Linked DNA regions of Mus musculus: region 2 is linked to region 1. A link is a loop called in an ENCODE intact Hi-C map of the cell type or tissue named here. Cell type or tissue: gastrocnemius. All regions are shown on one strand.

Region 1 (2,500 bases):
AATTTTAAATGCTTGAAGAGTTATTTATTAGTTGTAAGTAAGATTAAAGGGACAGTGTTGCTGGGTAGTGGTGGCGCATGCCTTTAATCCCAGCACTTGAGGCAGGTGGATTTCTGAGTTCAAGGCCAGCCTGTTCTACAGAGTGAGTTCCAGGACAGCCAGGGCTACACAGAGAAACCCTGTCTCAAATAAACCAAACCAAAACAAACCAAAACAAACAAAAAAAAAGGGACAGTGTCAGAGGTAGCCAAGTGATACTCTTCATGGCCTCAGCAGAAAGCACAAAGGACATAGTCTGTTATTTTACTTGATTAGAGGTGGCTTTTTAAAATATGGGTATAAGTGTTTGCCTCTGTGTGTGTGTATGTGTGTATGTATGTATGTATATACATATGCATACACACACACACACATGTATATATATATATATATATATACATGCACACCATATGAGTACCTTGTGCGAGAGGAAGTTAGAGATTGGATTCTCGTTTCTCAGGTGCTCTTAACTGCTGAGCCATCTGCCCAATCCCCAAAGGTTGACTTTTAAAAAAAGATTATTAATTGTATATGTCTCTGTTCAAGAGATAGGGTGAGAAGAAGACACATAAATTCTTCCTCCTTTTAGTTTCCTTTTGTCCTGGTGATGGAAAAGGACAAATTGAGTTTTCCATCCTAAGACAGAAGAGATTTGCTGGATAAGTGAGACCCTTTTAAGGTATCAGGGCCTCATGTGGCTTCAAATATAAGAGAAGATTAATAGGGATACAAGTATGATTTCATTATAGCTTCTTACACTGCAAAGATGTCTGTGACCCTAACACTCCTTTTAGTTCTTTTTAACAGTATATTTTAAGAAGAACTCTATTTCAGCACTTACTCCACAGTGATAACTTCTATTAAAAATGTTTAAGGCTTTTGTATGTGTATGCATGTTTTGCCTGTATGTGTACCTCAGCTTTTGGTACTGGGAAGGTGACTCAGTAAAGTATTTGACATACAGATTTGAGGACCTGAGGTAGGCTTTCAGCACCCTTAAAAAAAACTGTATATGGTTGTGCTCCTATAATCCCAGCACTGAGCTAACAAAGGTAAGAGGATTTTAGGGCTTGCTGTTTACCCAGTCTAGACAAATTGGCGAGTTTCAGGTTTAATGTGAGACCCTGTCTCATAAAGTGAGATGAAAGTGATAGAGGGAGACAACTCATGGTGACCTCTGGCAATTCATGAACTCAGACACTGTTGATTTAGATCTTAACTTTATTTTCATTCTGTCTACAAGAACAAAAATTACGTAGGCATCATAGTTGAAGAGATGGTGGAAAGACGGTAAGAGCAAGAAGAACACAAGTTTACTATGAGATTGTGTCTTATAGAAATGTCAGGGAAGCAAGGACATCATCAGTGAACATGCTAATGTGGAGGGGAAAATCCCATAGGTCTTCAACCATAGTCAGAGAACTAAGGCAACTGAGAAATTTGGAGAGTAGGAGAAATAGTCTTTCCCAGGGAAGAACCCCAAATTGGTTACCCAGTACCAAGTCCTCATATGCACACATAGCATGTGGGCTGAGCAGGTTGCATTTCTATATTTAAGAATACACACATACACTCACACACTGACATACTCACACACGTAATAATTTGGAAATAGGGGCCATAAATTTAAGAGAGCAAAGGAGGGTGGGGATTCATGGAAATGGTTAGAAGGAAGAAAGGGAAGGGGGCAAATGATGTAACAATATTTTAATTTTAAAATGTTATAAAAATTTTAAAAGTGAACAAAACCACTTTAGATTTTTGGTCAACTTCAGTCAGTTAAGAGACAAAATTTGTAGGATAGCCTAAGAGAAATGAATGTGAGGGGCATCATGAAGACTGTGAGGGCATTTTCCAGTGTGTCTGTTTCTTGGGATGAGCTCAGATTAGAAGAATTTCACAGATGTGTTCCACCTGTGTTCTAACACAAATTTTAAATACCTTTACAGTATTATGAGGGAGGAGTGTGTATGTGTTTGCAAATTTGAATCTCGTAGTTGTCAAATACAAGTTTTGTAGATGCCAGTGTTGTGTTGCAAATATGAAAAGCTTGGGTTCACCCTGACCTAAAGAACTGTGTCAGTTGGTGTGTTCCTAGAATTCCAGCCAAGTGGGAAGCTGATGCAGAAGAATTTTAACAGTTTGAGGCTAAAATCAACTAACCTGGATGCTCTCAGATCCTCCCAGAGGCTGAACCACTAACCAAAGAGCAAGCACAGGCTGAACTGAGTCCACACACACACACACACACACACACACACACACACACACACACACACGTATCAGATGTGCAGCTTGGTCTTCATGCAGGTCCTCCAACAACTGGAGCACGGCCTGTCCTGAACCCATTGTCTGCCTGTGGATCCCATTCCCCTAACTGCTGCTGCCTTGCCTGGCCTCAGTGGGAGATGATGCATCTGCAAGTTCAATCCTGCAGTGACTTGATGTGAAGAAGTTGGGG
Region 2 (2,500 bases), 77 kb after region 1:
GTAGTTGTAAGTTTTTGTAGCCAGTTTAGATGTGACTAGGGAGGCAAGGTGAGTCAGTCTAGGGTTCTCTGTGTGCCATAGCTTTAGAAGACTAAACTTGTGCAAACAAATGTTTCAAATACCTCCTCAAAGAAAGTAAGACTGAACTTTCTTCAAAGAGTATTTTGGTGCTATGCCTTTGCCCTTCCTAGGTGAGAAACTGCCTAAAAGTGACCGTACTCCAGAGGGGGCTTTACATTATTTATTCAGACTTGTGCAGATTCCGAGTCATATTTTGTTTTTATGTTTTTGATAGGTGAGTCCTCACTGAAATTATTCTTATTACCACCCGTTTTCCAAAAATACTTGTTTGCCATAACATTTCCCTAGCCAGATTTTATATGATGGTATGCTTGGAAAACAAAGGGACAAAAGCCTCTGTCCATAGGAATTCTGTGCCTCGTTAATGCTCCTATCAGTTGAAGGGTTACATGACACAGTGTGAGCCTGCAGACAGAGGTGACAACGGGCATTTTCTCTTGTAGTAGCAGAGCTGCTCTTCCTTCGGGCCTGCTGCATGTAGGTTTCTGAATTATCTGGACTTTAGTTGGCTTGAGAAAATTTAGATTCCTCCTTAACATATTTTGAAATCTAAAGATGAAATATTATTTGTTGTGATAGCTGTTAGTTGTTCTCCAGCTCAAACCTTAACATAATCCATTCTTAACAGCAGTGGTGGAGATAGAAGGGAGGAGTATATGAAGAAGTCTTGAAACTTTTTTGCTCCCAAACTGGAGAACCATGCCTTGTGATCAGGACTGTGCACCTCATTTTCCCCCCATTCTGATTTCCCTTCATGTGCACCCACGATAGGGATGTGACTGTGGGCAGAGTGGCGTAATGGGGTATGTACTGATCACTTGGAGTTGCAGGTGGCAGAACTGGTCACTGGTTGAACAGTTTGCAATAGTCCTGTCCTTGAGGAAACTGTTACTAGAACTCTTTTATTAAATGAAAACATTATGTTTAGCTTATTGAAAATAATTATAAGCAATAATTTACTAAATACTAATTCATCCAAAAGTGTTGGATTTCATATTTGTAACTTTATTTTGTTCATTACTGCAACAAAATAATTGCACTAATTGCTGTTATATCATGCAGTACTAAGGGTGCTTATTCATTGGTAGTGCATGGAGGGGGTTGTTATTACTTAGCTCATGTTGCATGTTAATGATGCATGTCTGAAATTTGTTGTGTCCTTCAAGGCATGATGGGTGGCTATCCGCCAGGCCTTCCACCTTTGCAGGGCCCAGTTGATGGCCTTGTTAGCATGGGCAGCATGCAGCCACTTCACCCTGGGGGGCCTCCACCTCACCATCTTCCGCCAGGTGTGCCTGGCCTCCCAGGCATCCCACCACCGGGTAAGAACTTCATCCTCATTCACTCATTAATCTCATTTTTTTTTAAAAATTCTTTTTCCTGTCTCAGCCAGTTCTTCCAGGAGGCACGTTCTACCCATGAGGCCAGGCTTTCCTCACACAGAATCCCAGAGCTGTCAGTAGTAGGGACTGTCCTATGTGTTAATCAGGTGACCTACCACCAGCAGCAGAGGATGTACTGCAGAGACCAGATCCTTAGATCAAGGAGCTGGAGGCATGGTCCATTATCAGATAGGACGTTTGAAAAGCCTTAAGGGCCACAGCCTCTTATCAGAGAATTGCCAGTTCAGAGTCATATGTAAAAGTACTTTTTACTCCCAGAGCATTTCTTTACCTAGTGAAATTCTTATCTCATAGGGTCTTCATTATAGAGTCCCTGTTCTAACGCTTCCTCCTCAGTAGCCCTTTTGAAGTAATCAGAACTGCATATGTGAAGCTCTCGAGCAATCCTTCACTTTGTAACACAGTGTAGGAAGGCAAGGAGCTTTATATTGAATTAGTCTTGAGTCCCCTAACAAGCATAACATGACCTTGTTAGCTATGGACATATTTGTATGTCAATAGAAGCCAAAAATTCTTCTATGTAAAAATATATAAATGGAACTCAGAATTTACTACATTATTTCACTTTATAATGAAAGTTAAAAGATGGGAAAATCACAAGTTTCCATAATTTTCATCATATGCAAAAGAACTTACTTTTGGCTATAATCTAGTTAGGGGGAAATGGACTTTTAAATGACTTGGAGCAGCAGTCAATCCATTACTGAAATGTCATCGAAGAGAGCCCAAACTCATGTGAAAACTCATGTGGGTGGAGCAGGGCAGGCTTACTTTCATTATGCTTGGACCCATTGCCCATAGAGTTCTACATGGGTTCAAATAATAGTGAACCCAATAGTGTGTAGGGAAAACAAATGTTAACTCCACCATACTTTTTTAAAAATTGTGACAGGATCAGGCAGGCTGGCTTGGAACTCAACATTCAACTGCCTCACCATCCCAAGTCAGGGATGACATGCATGCATTCCACTCCTGCAGTGCAGCCACACTCTGTGTTCCTTAGAGGACGGCCATAA

Evidence for each region. Hi-C counts contacts between places; a loop is a spot of excess contacts. Peaks named below come from ENCODE experiments on the same cell type or tissue, not always from the same donor. Only the 100,000 strongest peaks of a DNase experiment are listed, where the experiment ranks them.
Region 2: a loop joins it to region 1, with 2.5 times the contacts of the local background. A loop is called at or near these places in 4 of 42 quality-filtered maps.

Annotation. Positions count from the first base shown.
Region 1 is chr14:31,036,098-31,038,597 of GRCm38, forward strand. The region is part of intron 7 of Pbrm1 (polybromo 1); the gene reads left to right. Among named protein-coding and RNA genes, the nearest start is that of Pbrm1, 18 kb to the left of the region's middle. In gastrocnemius, no CTCF peak of the experiment used is centred here; no DNase peak of the experiment used is centred here.
Region 2 is chr14:31,112,602-31,115,101 of GRCm38, forward strand. Pbrm1 (polybromo 1) reads left to right here. Exons shown (of 33, transcript NM_001081251.1): 30 at 1,248-1,403. It also overlaps a transcript of Smim4 not described here. Among named protein-coding and RNA genes, the nearest start is that of Smim4, 15 kb to the right of the region's middle. In gastrocnemius, no CTCF peak of the experiment used is centred here; a DNase peak (open chromatin) is centred at 1,301.